Regions from separate parts of the Mus musculus genome. Here region 2 is linked to region 1. Evidence: chromatin loops called from intact Hi-C (ENCODE). Cell type or tissue: heart. All regions are shown on one strand.

Region 1 (8,000 bases):
ATGTAGATTACCAAACAAATGTGCAGTTTAAACTTTGTTGACTGCATATATTTAGTTGGATATATTGCTCATGCATGGTTAGTTCAAAAATATAGTTCATATATATTTTAGGAGCGTTAAAAAAAGTAACAATTATCATCTGTTAGTAAGAAATAGCCTTGCCCAACTTAGAACAAAAGAAAGTTGGCAAGAATTTGTGTTACCAGATATCAAGGCCTACTTGAAAGGTACGTTGATTGGGGGCTGGAGAAATGGCTCAGTGGTTAAGAGCTCTTTCTGGGACTCAGGTTCAACTCCCAGCACCAGTACGGCAGCTAACAATCATCTGTAACCTTAGTCCCAGAGGATCAGGTGCCCTTTTCTGGCTTCCTCCAGCACCGCATGCATGTGATTTACAGACATACAGACAGGTAAAAACATTCACATGCATAAAATTTTTTGTAATTATTCTTAAAAAGAAAAAAGGTATTTGGGCTGGAGAGATGGCTCAGCAGTTAAGAGCACTGGCTGCTCTTCCAGAAGACCCACGTTTAATTCCAGCATCCATAGGTGGCTTCCAACCCTATGTAACTCCAGTCCCAAGAGAGCTGTTGTCTTCTTCAGCCCTCCAAGGCACCAGGTAAGCATGCGGTGCAAAGACATGCATGAGGACAGAACACGGATACACATAACAAAGAAATGGAAAAACCCACAATGTTACATAAATACATTCACTGTCTGAAGAGAGTGACAGTGTACTCACATACATAAAAAGTCACACAGCTGTACTTATAGGAAAACAAGGAAATCCTCAGATGCCAATGAGAAAAGAGGAACTGAAAGGCTCATCGAGGTTGAACTGATGAGAACCTCCCGTGAAGACCTGTGCTTCTGGACATCTTGCTCGGGAGTTTTTGGTTTGGGGTCCTGGGGCCTCATAGAGGTTGAAACTGATCATCTCAGCACGAAGTGGAAACCCTTAAAGTATTTGCTAGTATTTAGTAATCTGGAAGGCTAGATTATTAAAACAATAACTATGTATACAAGAAAAGAAGGAAAGCTCTCTCTGCTTGGCTTTGAGGAGAGGGATCTGGAAAGAGCCCCTGTGTGACAAGGCTCTTCCCTTAAAATGTGAAACCTCAAGCCTGCATTTTGCATAAGTTTGAGGTCAAACCTTCCTAATACCTTCCAGGGATAGGCACAGTTTGTCCCATTGATCTTGACAAATCCAGTCCACTGGGACAGCACTAGCAACACCCATATCATTGAAAGAAGTGCCACAAACAAAAATATTCATAGAAATAATGGACTGTTTAAAAAAAGAGAGAGCGGGGCTGGAGAGATGGCTCAGCGGTTAAGAGCCACTGACTGTACTTCTAAAGGTCCTGAGTTCAATTCCCAGCAACCACATGGTAGCTCACAACTATCTGTAATGAGATCTGATGTTCTCTTCTGGTGTGTCTGAAGAGAGTGACAGTGTACTCATATACATAAATAATTTTTTGTAAAGAGCAGAAAAATCCATCTTCTCAAAAAAGAAAGAACACTCAAAAAAGTGCTCTTAACCACTGCCTCGTTTCTCCAGCTCCACCATTTGTGTCTGCAGTAGGAGCTGTTACAGATGAGTTTCATTTACTTTCTTGTGAGACTCAGAAATCCTCATATTTGTATAAGGTTTGTTAAACACCATTTTAAAAGTGTTGAGCTGGGTAAAGGCACTTGCTTTCTACAAAAGCTTGACTACCTGAATTTTAGATTTCCAGAACCCACAGGAAAGGCAGAGAGGCAGTAGTGTGATCCCAGCACACCCCTGCCAGGGGATGGGAAGCTCAAACAGGAGACTGTACAGAAGCTCTGGGGCCATCTAGCCTGCTTTACATGGCATTGAAGAGAACCGATTCAAACAAGATGGAAACTCGAGGGTCAATCCCAGGAGGCAGTCACCTGACTCTACACTTTTATCATGGCACACACCCACCTACACCCATTGCCGTGGCATTCATGCACTCCCCCAGAATACTACTAATAAAAATTTAAATGTCCATTCTTACAATTTGTTTCTCAATAGAATTCTTGATTAGACCAAATGATCTCTTGAACATTTAGTGAATGCTCATCAGCACGTTCTTAGAGCTGACAAGGATATCAGTGTTTCCAAATAAGAACTGGCTGAAGGACCTGGTTTTGGCCTCTTTCCTTCTTGCCAGACGTCTAACTTTGTCTTGTGTCCAGGCTTCTTTTTCTAGGCCCTGACCTTTGCTTGGGAGCACGGTACTTACTCGCTAACTGGGTTTACACAGAACCTGTTTGGTTGATTCCTTCATTAATTTGCCCATTTGCAACATCATCAATTGAAATCTCCTCTCTCCTCTCTGGAGAACAAAAGGCATACAATAAGACAGTCATATTTGATAAATAGCTTTGGCCTGGATCATTCATTCAAGACATTCCTTTTTTTTTAAAGATTTATTTTATTTATTGTATGTAAATACACTGTAGCTGTCTTCAGACACCAGAAGAGGGAATCCGGTCTTGTTACGGATGGTTATGAGCCACCATGTGGTTGCTGGAATTTGAACTCAGGACCTCCAGAAGAACAGTCACTGCTCTTAGCCGCTGAGCTCTCTCCAGCCCCCATTCAAGACATTCTTATTGCTAACCTGCTATGTTTCAGGTAAAGATCAACAGTGGAAGGTAAGCAAGGCAGTTAAGGGCCATTTTTTCATGAAAATTATGATGACAACAAACAAAAGAATCTCCTGAGCATTCAGCTCCATTTTGAGAACACAAAAAGAGACAGAATTTCTGACATCTCCGGCAAACAGTTAAGACACAGTACTAAACAAAATTTAATGAAATAAAGTGTGTTTAAGTGTCAGTACTTTAGTAGATAGAAAATTGGTTAAGAGGATGGCCACTTAATTCCTGAAAGAGGGGCTGTATTTAAAAATGGACAGGATAGGGAAGAAGGACTTTGGGCACCGTGAAACTCTCTAGCAGCATGCATATTTTATAAGACCAGGAGGGTTAATTATGTATGTGTAGTTTGCTTTTTCTCTGTTAAGCTATTGTACTCAGTTACTACCCGAGTTCTGTCCTAGAGTGGACTGTACAAGAATACAACTTTTGTTTTGTTTTGTTTTTCGAGACAGGGTTTCTCTGTGTAGCCCTGGCTGTCCTGGAACTCACTATGTAGACCAGGCTGGCCTCAAACTCAGAAATCTGCCTGACTCTGCCTCCTGAGTGCTGGGCTTAAAGGCGTGCGCCACCACGCCCGGCAAGAATACAACTTTTACACTTGTGTACACAGTAGCTATTATGAACTTTTTTTAAAAAAAAGATTTATTTATGTATTTTATACACTGTCACTGTCTTCAGACACACCAGAAGAGGGCACCGGATCCCATTATAGATGGCTGTGAGTCACCACTTGGTTGCTGGAAATTGAACTCAGGACCTCTGGAAGAGCACTCAGTGCTCTTAACTGCTGAGCCTTCTCTCCAGCCTGAACTTTATCTTTTAAAATTACATTTTTTTATTAGTGTGTGTGTGTGGTCAGTTTTGGGGAGTCAGTTCAATCCTTTCACCATTTGTTCCCGGGGAGGTCCTCAGGTTTGAATGCAAGTGCTTTTACCTGCTGAGCCATCTCACCCGTCCCTCAGCTTCACAGTTTTAAAGTTGGTTGTTTTTGGTTATTGTTTTCCTTAATTGTGGAACTTTCTGAGAAAAATCACTTCTCTCTTGAGTTTAGCTAACTCTAACTTTTGTGTAAACTCAATCCAATTTGATTGTGCATTAGTTTCTCAGCCATCTAAAACAGGCAGTGTCTCCACGAAAGTTCAGTGGAAATTCCCCTCCCCAAACTGATTCTACGAATGACTGTGTTATAAACCCCATTGTTGCATGTTCGCGGTGGGCCAGAAACCCGACTTAATCACTCCCCTTACGGACTCAACTTTTAGCGCCCTGGTGCGCTGCCACAAGGCAGGTTTCCTGGGAGAAAGGAGCAAGAAGCACAAGAGGCTGGCTACGTGGGAGAACTGCGTCTTCATCGGAAGGGCCGCGGGGCGCCTGTCCACTTAGGAACCCGTCCCCCTCGGAGAAGGCTCGCCCTCCGGCCTAGGACTCCTCCAAACCCGGGACAACCAACAGGCTTCACATATATCCCTGGAGAGCGCGGGAATCATCGGGCTATTGGCTGCTTTCGAAAATTCCACACTGAGTCTCCCTACCTCAGGTGGTGGTACAATTGTGTCTGACAGAAAGCTACAACCTACTGGCTTCTAGGACCTCAAACTGCTCGTGCTCGCACTCACGCCTCCTAGGACCCGGAAGCATTGCCACTAGCTGCTGGACGGCCATTTATAAGGGGCTGGGTCTCAGTGAAAACTATAGTCCCCAGAATGCAGCGCGGAGCTTCCGGTTTCCGGCAAGAGGACCAGAGTGAGTGTTTACACCGGCGGCTCGCTGCGGCCGGGTTCCTTCCGCGGGACGGGTGAGGGCGCTGGGCCCCCTCCCTGGGCGCGCGGGGCTCTCGTGGGTCCGGAGTAGCTAACTGGTCCCACGAGAGAGGTGGGGTTGTCAACATTGTCCCTACTCACGACTAGGTATCTGTGACCTTGGGCCAAGAGACTTCAGCTTTCTGAGTCTTTATTCCTGATCTGTAAAATAAGGACAATGATGCCAGTTTCAGGAGACAGTTGTGAGGATTGAAATCGGTATACAAAAACCTCCTTTCTCGCTTTAAACCTAAAGGTGGATAGTACCTTGAAGTCCGCTGGGTCGCACCACAGTTTTTTCTTAGCCTTGTCTTTACTGCAAGAGACCTCTTTGGCAGAAATAGTGTCTGTAACAAGGACTGGTCTTGCGGTACAAGGCTCTTGCACCCTTTGAATTTTTAGATTTATTTTGTGGGCATTCATATATGTCAGGCTGGGGACTGTGTTAGAAAAGCTCTAGTCTTGGCTTTCAAGAATGGGGGGGGTTTCACAAATATGAGGGACGCAATGAGAAGTTGAGAAGTAAATAAGTTGTACAAGGGAAAAAGCAGCAAAGAGAAGGTAGCTTTCTAAGTCTGGCATCTGGTAATGAAGCTGGCTGACTTGTCCTCAAATCTATTGATTTGTGTTGCTCTTTTGCCTTGAGGGAACAGGGAATGTGTGACCAAGAAGAGAGCATGGAACCGATGTGTTTGTGTGGGTCTTGGTAGGAGTTTGCTAAGAGGCCAAAAAGGGAAGAGAACTTATATGCAAAGACAGGAGGTGAGCAGAGTTACATATAGGGGACAACTTTGTTATGAAGTATACTTACGTGTGTTGTTATAAAGGGGCAGGGCTGGGTCTATTGAAGAAAGCTGGTAGGCGTCAGAATAAATGGGTTTGTAATCTGGCTGTGGAGTTAACACCCACCTGTTCATAGAAGTGCTTTGGGATTAATGGGGGCCTTCTAAGCAGTTAAGTTTGTTAGATCTGTGTTTTAACAATAAGACATTGGGTGGTGCTATAGATCTCTGATAAGGGCAGGCAAGAGAGACAAGGGCCCTCCTTAAAGTGTTGTTATAGCTAAATCAAAAGCTGGAGAAGAAAACCAGAAATGAGTGTGTAGAAGGGAGAGGGTTGGGTGATCTTGCTTGAACCTCACAACATTCCTATCCAACTGATTGGCCTTTTGTGTTTACTTTTTTTTTTTTTTTCTTTTGTTTTTTTGAGACAGGGTTTCTCTGTGTAGCCCTGGCTGTCCTGGAACTCACTTTGTAGATCAGGCTGGCCTTGAACTCAGAAATCCTCCTGCCTCTGCCTCCCAAGTGCTGGGATTAAAGGCGTGTGCCACCAATGCCCGGCTTTTGTGTTTACTTTAAAGGTGAAGAAACTGAGGCATAAGAGAAATCCCTTGTAGTCCACCAGAGAAAGAATTAAGGGAGGGACACTAGGTTCTAGTTCTAGCCTCTTAGTGCTACACCTATGTTTCTCTAGCAGTAGTACACTGAAATGATCTTTCCTTTATTCTTGTTGCAGGGAGAGATGAGTAGGGAGGTGGGTTGACTTTTAACCGTTAATGCCTTATTGTTTTACAGGGAGAAAGAGAGAGCGCGAAAGAGAGAGGATGTCTCTCTCAGACTGGCATCTGGCAGTGAAGCTGGCTGACCAGCCACTTGCTCCAAAATCTATTCTTCAGTTGCCAGAGACAGAACTGGGAGAATATTCCCTAGGGGGCTATAGCATTTCATTTCTGAAGCAGCTTATTGCTGGCAAGCTCCAGGAATCTGTTCCAGACCCGGAGCTGATCGGTGAGTCTTCATTGGCAGGAGCTGGGTTGCTGCTCTTGCCCCTGGGACAGGAGGTAAAAGGGCTTGTTGCCTCCTTCCAGAGTAAGTTTTACATGAGTGAAAACATAAAACATGACAAAACTGTTGTTTGTCACTTTAGTCTCATGTTACACTGAACTACGTTATTATTTAAGACTCTTCATTATGATGTTGTTGAAGTCTTTTGTCTGATCGAACAAAATTAGCAAAGACTTGCAGATGAGACAAGACTCCTCAATCTGTCACCTAAGACTTAAGGGATAATTAGAAGGATGTTTTTGTTTGTCTTGATGGCTGAATAAAGGGAAGGCCGCAAAATAGGAAATGAGGTTGGCAATGTACTCCTAGTGGAGGAAGGAAGAGCTTTCGTAGAGAACAGTCAGATTAGATTAGGAGCGAAATGTACGCTAGCCAAGGGTTCTCCCTGGTGAAGACATTCCTATCACAGGTGATCAGCTCCATCCTCTTTTTTCGGTTTTTCGAGACAGGGTTTCTCTGTGCAGTCCTGGCTGTCCTGGAACTCACTCTGTCCAGGCTGGCCTCGAACTCAGAAATCCGCCTGCCTCTACATCCCAAGTGCCACCACTGCCCGGCAGCTCCATCCTTTTTGATGTTATATTTTTCACATTTATGTGGAATCACTACTCTCTACAGGGTTGAGCTTTAGAGGTGTACTGTGCATATACTTCTTAAATAAGCATTTGTACTTGATAAAGTTGTTTAAAATGTTGGGGTTTTGTTTGTTTCAAGACAGGGTCTCACTTTGTAGCCCTGGCTGGCCCAAACTCACCACTTATCTCTGCTTATTGAGTGCTGGGATAAAAAGTGTGTGCCAGCACACCTAGTCAAAATGTCTTTTATTTATTTATTTATTTATTTATTTGGTTTATTTATTTATTTATTGTTTTTTTCGAGACAGGGTTTCTCTGTATAGCCCTGGCTGTCCTGGAACTCACTTTGTAGACCAGGCTGGCCTTAAACTCAGAAATCCGCCTGCCTCTGCCTCCCAAGTGCTGGGATCAAAGGCGTGCACCACTACGCCCGGCAAAATGTATTTCTTAATGTCCCCAACACACATTGTGCTGACGATTAAATCCTGGGTCTTGTATATGGTAGGGAACTAGTCTGCTACTGAGCTGTATCCAAAGCCTATTTATATGACTTTTTTTATTTTAAAGCAAGATCTTAATAAATTGCTCAGGCTAGCCTCAAATATCTGGGATTATAGATATGTGCCACTACACCTGGGAGAAAGTCTTTTTTTGTATGTATGTGACGCATGTATGTGAGTGTACAGAAGTATGCACTCGTGCATGCATATGAAGAGACCAGAGCAGGATGTCGGGTGTTTCCCCATCTCATCCACCTTATTTCCTTGGCACTGAATCTGAATCTTCTTCCAGTTTGGGTTAGACAGCATGGGCTTGGTGTCAGCTTGCTCTCTGCCTTCAGCCACTGGTATTACAGGCGTGTGCAGCCATGCCTGGCTTTTTATGTGGGAGCTGGGGACTTGAACTTAGGTCGTAATGCTTGCAGAGTGAGTGTTCTTTACCTGGTGAGTTGCTTCCTATCTCCTGAGTGCTGTCTAATTAAAATAAGATTCTCAGGGGATAGAAACCAAATTGCTTTGAGAAACAAAATATGAATAGGCAGGTTTTTTGTTTGTTTGTATGATTTCTTTGTAGATTTGATCTACTGTGGCCGGAAGCTAAAAGAT
Region 2 (8,000 bases), 74 kb before region 1:
ACTGAGCTCTGTTTGCCTCTGCCTTCTGAGTACTGAGATTAAAAATGCATACAACCACACCCAACGCTTTTATTTTATTAAATTATTATTACTATTACTATTCTTGCTATCATCTTCAGCTTTTTGAGACAGAGTTCACTCTAAAACTCATGTGAGCCTCTTCTTCCTCCACTTCCTGAATGTTGGAATTACAAGTGTGAGCTAACCACTTTGGTTCTCATAGAGTTATAATGAAACACAGTTGTTATCTCATTCTTCCTTCAAAAAATAAAGGAGAGTCTTTAACAGAAAATTGTAATAAACTACATTACGAGTAACTTATATACTCTAGTACTTTAATGAAAAAGAACCATGGCTTAACTTTTTGTTGTGGTCCTAGAAATTAAATGTAGGGTCTTACACTATCATGGAGCAACACCCTCGGTTCGAGCAAACAAATGCTGAGAAAAACTTTCTTGTTTTCATCCCTAGGTCAGTGATGTGGGCTGAGAAGGCACGGTTTCAGTTCGCACCCATCCTACACCCTCTGCGGCTGACCTACAGGTACAACAAATGGGTTCTCACAGCAGAAAGACTGACCTGCTTAAGCTGCTCATCCAGACTCCAGCTCGGCTGTCCAGCTGTGGGCACAGAGGGCGGGGCCTTGGAAGCATCTTTGGTATGGTCTTCTTTAGTTTGTTGTCCCTGTGGTGAAAGTCCGGGTACTGGAAGCAGGCTGGACATGGGTGTTGCTCTGGGTTCTTGGCGAGTTACTTTTTGCATGTGGAAATATTTGGAAGCAGCCTGGGCCTCTTTTTCAGCCACCTCTGCAACATCATCATCTCCATCTTCATCTTCCAGGCCTCCTTCCTCCTCCTCAGGCTCGGAGTTCACGTTGCTCTGCTCAGACATTCGAGCCACCGGTGTGGCTGGTGGAACTCTGGCTAAGGGACCCAGAACAGAACTACCAGAAGGTCTCCCGGGTGTGATGGAAAGGAGAGCAGGCTGCGTGCCTAGTTTTGAGGCATACAGGAACTGTGATTCTCTCGTCTGTGGTCCCTGCTTCTCTCTGGCATCCATCTGTAGCAGAGGCTGCTGTGGCTGCTTCTGCTGCTGCTGCTGCTGCTGCTGCTGCAGAGGCTCCATTACTGTCTCAGGCTTCACCCACAGACTGGCATGGCTCTCAACCTGGGCACAGCCCAGCAGGCACACTGGGTCTATATTTTAAGTGTGTAACCAAAACCACAAGGGAGGAAGAGGAGGGGAAAACACTATGTAAAACAGGTATAAAAGAGTTTCTTTTCTCCCATAAAGCTCTGAACACTAAATGCTCCTAACCCTGACTTTCAGGATGAGTAACTCATATGGGTTGGAGGGTGGAGGAGGGAAAGTTATAAAGAGAACAGGAGCTAAGAGGGGAAGCGGGGTGTGTGCAAATCTCAGTGGCTGCAGATTTAAGCATTTCCAAAAGAAAAAAAAAAGAAAAAGAAAAATTTACCCAGAAGATAAATTTAAGTCTGCTAATAACTGAGTTCTCCTCTCTTACTCTCTACATCATCAAACATTTAACTACCAGGCTTGCACTGTACAGGGGTTTGAACTGTGAAACCGGCAATAACTATGAACATTGCAGTTAACGAAGGCAAAGAATGGCCCGGCTGCAAAAGAAAAGAACATGGCTTCTATTCCCAGACCTGCTGGAGAAGATTGCTACTCAGGGTAGACAGAGTAGCAGGCAGACAGGATGACTCTTCTGATGGAAAAAGCAAGACCAAGCAAAGTGCTCTCGGCTTAAACTTCACAAATTTCCCAGATCAAATTGCAGGGCAGCTTGTGGAGTGGACTGAACCAGGCTAAGTGGACATTATAGCCTCCCAAAGAATCCGGTTTCAACAACATGAAAGAAAGAAACATGCGAGGAGGGTGCGGGCGGGTCTCGAATTGCAAGCTTCGCTCAAAAACAAACGGGGGGGGGGGGGGGAATTCCTCTGGAGATTTTAAAGTTAATTAATTTGAAACAGGTACCAATATTGTCTAAACAAGTTAATGTTTCTTTTTTTTTTTTTTATAAACCACAAATAAATCTCCTCACATCCTCTTTCTTTCTGACTCACTTCTACTATATTTATTCTATGAGTCCAGTGAAGAAAAGGCTTCCAGTCCCAAAGTACCCTGGGGGCAGGGTTATCTGCATTCTTGCCAATCTGTCTCCAAACACAAATCCCTTTCACACCCTTCCACCTCTAACCTTCCCAGGTTCCCCCTTCAACACACCTCACTTAAGTTATAGTTTCCCACAAGTCTTCCTCAGAGCAAATTTTAGGGTGAAGAGGACTGGCAACAGGGTGTGCATTTCTGTTTGCCACATGAAAGGGGAAGCGGCACTGTGCAGGTTGGGACTTGATATTTGCATTGTCCCAGTGTTTTAGGATTGAGTTGGAAGATAAGAAAATGTAACCTTTTACCATCTTCAAAAATTCATGGGAGAACTAATCTCTAACAAGAAAAAAAAATGGCTTTGATTTATATAAATTTTTACACGTTTAAAGAGTATAATTTTTAAAGCTGGGGAGGCGGGGAGTTCAAAAACCAACCAGAGCCATGCTAGACAAATCTCATTTTGTTTCTTAGAAGCACTTGGTTGTAGCTTTCATAGGCGGATAAAAGATTCCAATTCCAATTGGCCCCTTACTGCCTGTCCCTCCTCCTGGCAGTTTGGAAAGTATAAGTTATGCCTGCAGCAATACTTTCTTTCTGCTTTAGTTCTTATTCTGTAGGGAAGCCTGAAAGTTGGCAAAATTGTTCCTTTAAAATAAAAACCCCGTTGGGGACAAAACAAAACGCACACAAAAGAAGAGCAAGCAATTCACTGGTCATTTAGAAATATTCGTATAATCTTTAAAGTCAAACAACACAACTGGAATATTTCAACCAACTCCTGCCAGTCATAGTACAACTGCTTCTTTTCTGGTTGGCACCATCTTCTCGGTAGGCTTTCCTCAGCAAGGGAGAGGGGTGTCCGATAGCGTCTTTATTAAGACAGAGATGACTCCGTTTTACAACTCAATTGGCACATCCTCCCGAAGAGTCCATCTCATCCCAATCCCTAAGCAGCCAAGGATTCAAACAATACTACTAACATCTAGAGAATTTACGTCTCCGAAATCTAACTTCATCTCTCCATCCCTCGCTCGGGTTTTTTAAACTTCCCGGACCTCCAAACCGAGAGCAACGGACTGCTTGCCGCTTGAGCCCGGCCTTGGTGACCATTTCCCTTACCTTCGTTTCCAGCTCTGTCCCCGACCCTCTTCGACCCCTCTTTCCATTCTTTACCTCCCACCCAATGGAGCCCTATCACTTTTACTTCCACCAAGCCCCCTTTGCCAATCTCCCGGCTCTTCTCTAATTACTCCATCTAAGCTCGCTCTGCGGTTGCCAAAAGGGGGGGGGGGTCCCTTACCTTTCCCATCTCTTTATCTCAAACCACTCCTTTGGACACCGGGAGGACGGGGCTCCTCCCGATGCTCTCACTTTTTCTCAGCGGACCCCGGCTTCACTAGCCCGCGTCTCCCCTACACACCTGCCTCGGCTCCCATTTCGGTCCCCTCCACCTGCCACAGCCCCTCTCCCGCCGCGGCAGAAAGAACCACGACCCGCGCCGCTCACCTATGTGCAGCGTTCCGGGCTCGCGGGTAGGGAGGAGGCAGCCGCTCAGACCCCAGCGTAGCAGCTGAGCCTGCTACTCCTCCGCAGCTGGGGGCCACAGCCGGGGCGGGGCCCGCACCGGAAGCTGTGCTGCGGGGCCCGGCCGTCAGCCCGGGGCGGGGGAGGGGCAGGTAGGGGCGGGGCCCCACGGTGGGGGGCGGGGCCCGAGGCCGGAAGCAGCTAAAAAGGGAACGAGGTGGGGGTGGGTGGGTAGTGCGAGACGGAAGTGACTCCTAGAGACCGCCCTCTGGTTGAAGCCGTGGGCGGAAGCCATTTAAGGCGGGCGGAGGCTTCGGCCAATGGGAGAGCACGGACTCAGAGGAGTTCCGGTGTGAGTGCTTTCGCGGGGAGTTGAAAAGAGTAGGACTGACTACAGCACACGGGTTTCTGGCTGCCGTGGTTGTGAATTGTTTGTAATAAGTGAAAGAAAGGAATAAAGAGTGCTAACTTTCAGCTAGTCTTAATGAAGCATTCCAGCCTTTTATTAGTTTTTTTCTAAATTTCACTTTTTGGATTGAAATTTTCCTGTTCTGGAACACCACCTCTATCCATCCCCAACCTCACCTCGTCACAGGGGTTAATGTTTTCTTTCTTCAGGTTCCAAAGGTAGAAGCTGAATCCTGGCACCGCTTATACAATAAAACAACAAAACCTTGTCTTCTGGGACTCCTAACTCTGGGGAACTTCTGTGAATTTATGCATGCACCTCCTTGTTTTACCTTTCTCCCAACTGACCATCATCCTTGATCCAGAGTCTATGGCTCGCTTAGTTTTGGGTCTTAAAACAATCCCAGCCAAAACCTAGAACTTATTGCCACTGGCTTTTCTTGTCCCTTCCCTTCTTCCTTCCCTTCCCCTCTTTTCTTTCTTGTTAGAAGGTAGCTCACCTATTTAGCAAAAGTAGTTGACCATCAAGCTCCAGGAATCCTGTCTTTACTTCTGAAATGCTAGGATTGCAGGTGTGCACCACACCTGGCTTTTTACTGAGGCGTTGGATATCCAAATTTAGACCCTTATTCTTTGGCGCCACGCTCTTAACTCACTAATCCATCTCAGTTCCTGATGAAAACTTTTATGGTTTGTTGTTGTTGTTGTTTGTTTTGTTTTGTTGCAGTCCTGGTCCCTTATTTCTTTTTTGTCCACTAGGCCATGAATTCATATGGAATGGGCTCCAGCAGTTTCCGTTAGTCCTCACAAAGTGTGCTTCTCTGGTTGACGCAGGCTGGCGCTTCAGCTGCACCCGGGTGCCCTTCTCCTTGGCTTCCTTCTTCTGATCGTTCTCCTTCACCCGCTTCAGGAAGCTGTCCCTGCTCTTCGAGTGCTTGATGTGCTCAATCCGCACATTGATCCTCTTGGCCAGAATTTTGCCCTTAACTTGCTTATTTACAATGATGCCCACAGCATGCTGGGTGACATTGTAGACTCTTCCGGGTTTGCCATGGTAGCACTTATGGGGCATTCTTTTTTGAACAGTGCCCATTCCCTTAATGTCTACAATATCACCCTTCTTGTAGATTCGCATGTACGTGGCCAAAGGAACAACGCCATGTTTCCTAAAAGGCCTAGAGAACATTTATACTGGGTGCCTCTCCTCTTTCCCTTTGTGTTCGTCATTTTGGCCAATTACTGGAAGATGGCTGCAGCAGCCGACTTTTATATGGTTTTATTTTATTTATTTATTTATTTATTTATTTTTGATTTTTCAAGACAGGGTTTCTCTGTATAGCCCTGGCTGTCCTGGAACTCACTTTGTAAACCAGGCTGGCCTCGAACTCAGAAATCTGCCTGCCTCTGCCTCCCAAGTGCTGGGATTAAAGGCGCGCGCCATCATCGCCCGGCTTATATGGTTTTAATTACCTTTTTTTAGTTTGTGTGAGGGCACTGTTTCCTCCCTCCTTGCTCTAGAGATGTAACATAACTCTTCCTCAACTTTATCAGAAACTCCAATCTGCTGAAAGCCGCTGCCTTATCTCTTGCATATTAACCTCCTCTCCTTCTTTCTCATCCAGGATTTAATGGCACATCATTCCAACCCCAGTCTTTCAATCCCACCCTAACGTTCCCCTGAAGAGACTTACATAATTTTCATTCTTGTATCTTGTCATAGAAAATTATCTGGTTGAACAGATTGAGATCAAATTGTCCATTTAAAATGAATTCTAAGCAGTGGCTTCAACGTTTATTCTACTCACTATCTCTATGAATCTCTGACTCTGTATTCACACACCACTTCCCCTGCTCATCTTACCATATAAGTACAGAAAATGTAAAATACCGTGAAATCTAGAAATCTACTCTGATGTGTTCCCATTCTGTCTTTCCGTTTTATAAATTAGGCAATCAAAAATACCAACTTCCCTGGTCAGGTCCTCAGTTGAGTATTTGTTGATCAGTAGACAAAACTCATTTCCTGCCTTCAGTGATCTTTACTGGTTCTGGAGAGAGAAAGCAAAATACATAGTGTCAGATAAGTGCTATGCAGAACAGAGCAGGCTAAAGATTAAACAATGGTGTCAGGCAACTTCTATTTTTAGATGCTGGAGAAGAACTCATTGATAAGGAGCTCTTAAACCGAAATGGGGCTGACATGATAGGGGTGAGCCACATCTAGTGGATATTTAAAGAAAGAATGTTTGAGAAGAGGAGACAGCATATTTGAATGCTCTGAGGTAAGAACACATTTGACAGGTTAATAGGAAGGGAGAGACTAAGAATAACAAGGAAACATAAACTCTTAGCAAACAAACGTTTATGGCTGAATGAGAGGTAAATAGTAGAGAGAGTTCATAAGGAAGTAGCCAGGGACTCAACCATGCAGACTACTGTAGACTATAAAAACAATTTTGCCAGTCTCTGCTAACACCAATGGAAAGTTTTGAGCCAGAAGGTCACTTGATCTTATTTCAGTCTCTAAAAGAACAATTATCGCTGTGGCACAGAGAGTAGAGTATAAGGCTAGAGAGAGAAAAATAAAAGCAATAATCCTGAAGGAAGATGGTGGGGTCTTGAAGTCAAAGATGTCATTGGAGGTGGTGAGAAGTGGTCAGGTCTATTTTGAAGGTGAAGCTGCCAGGATTTGCTGGTATTCTGGTTGCCTAGGTCAGGGGAGAGTCAGGAAAGATAGCAGATTTGGAGCCCATCTAACTAACTGGTAGAATTGTACCATGCTACCATGCACCTGGGGGACGTTATCAGATCTATGATTAGCAAAAAAAAAAAAAAAAAAAGGAATGCCGAATTGAGATATATATATATATATATATATATATATATATCAACTTGGAATTAGACTATTACAATATAATAAAGACATTTTGTTGAGTGAAACAAGTCAGTCACAAAATTAAACTGTTGGAAGTAGAAAAATTTAGGGGTGAGTAAAAGGGGGTAGCAAAAAGGAAACCGTTTTAGTTGTTAGAGTTTTTAATTTTGATTTGTGTGAGGGGGTATTGTATGCACGGAGGCCAGAAAGAGGACCTCGGGTGTGCTGTTTTATCCTTCTCTGCCTTAAAGCCTTGAGACAGGGTCTTTCTCGGAATCTGGAATTAGGCTGGTGGCCAGCAAGCCCCAGAGATCCTCCTGCTTCTGCCCGGCCATAGCACTGAGGTTTTGTGAATTTGGACTCCAGGCCTCATGCTCGCATAGCCCATCAAGCCATCTCCAGTCTGAAGCTTGTTTTGTTTTCTCCTTCTCTTTCTCCTCCTCCTTCTTCAAAGCAAAATGTTTTTTATATAGTCTTAAGTTTCTCTTCTTAGTTCTCAGAAATCTCCCATTGGCCTCTTGCAATATTGGATCTTTCAATATTCAAGCAAAGTAGTGTTTCACCTACTTTCTTAGTATATTTTGTTTTGTTTTCTTTTGTCTTCTCTTGGGGATTGAACCTCAGGCCTCGTACTTGCTAGGCAGACACTTTGCTTCTAAGCTTTATTTCCAGCCTCTTACTCTGTCTATACTATAACAGAATAACCGAGGCTGGGTGCTTCATTAAAAAAACAACCGACTGCCAGGCTGTTTATGTGTTGGCCCATGCTTTTAATCCCAGCCCTCAGGAGGAAGAGGCAGGTAAATCTCTGTGAGTTTGATAAAAGCCTGGTCTACAGAGTGAGTTCCAGGACAGCCAGCGCTGAGAAACCCTGTCCTGAAAAACCAAAAACCACAAAAACAAAAACAACAAGCCACAAAGAAAATACACAGGGTGCTGGAAAAATAGCTAAGTCTTTAAAGTGCTCAGTACACAAGCAGAACCTTAGTTCCATTTCCAGAACCCATGGGGGTGGGGGAAAGCTGGGCAGTGTGTGTGCCTGTAACCAGAGTGC

What was found. A loop is a pair of places that touch in the nucleus more often than their neighbours do. Peaks named below come from ENCODE experiments on the same cell type or tissue, not always from the same donor. Only the 100,000 strongest peaks of a DNase experiment are listed, where the experiment ranks them.
Region 2: a loop joins it to region 1, with 4 times the contacts of the local background. A loop is called at or near these places in 5 of 42 quality-filtered maps.

Annotation. Positions count from the first base shown.
Region 1 is chr9:57,906,586-57,914,585 of GRCm38, forward strand. It overlaps Ubl7 (ubiquitin-like 7 (bone marrow stromal cell-derived)), which reads left to right and starts at 4,401. Exons shown (of 11, transcript NM_001122873.1): 1 at 4,401-4,474; 2 at 6,053-6,265; 3 at 7,969-8,000. The coding sequence starts at 6,082. In heart, a CTCF peak has its summit at 4,406; a DNase peak (open chromatin) is centred at 4,376; H3K4me3 peaks cover 2,102 bases; H3K27ac peaks cover 1,633 bases.
Region 2 is chr9:57,833,037-57,841,036 of GRCm38, forward strand. Arid3b (AT rich interactive domain 3B (BRIGHT-like)) reads right to left here and starts at 3,743. Exons shown (of 9, transcript NM_001379353.1): 1 at 3,646-3,743; 2 at 580-1,196. The coding sequence starts at 1,125. It also overlaps the pseudogene Gm7547. In heart, a CTCF peak has its summit at 3,942; a DNase peak (open chromatin) is centred at 3,935; H3K4me3 peaks cover 4,970 bases; H3K27ac peaks cover 5,535 bases.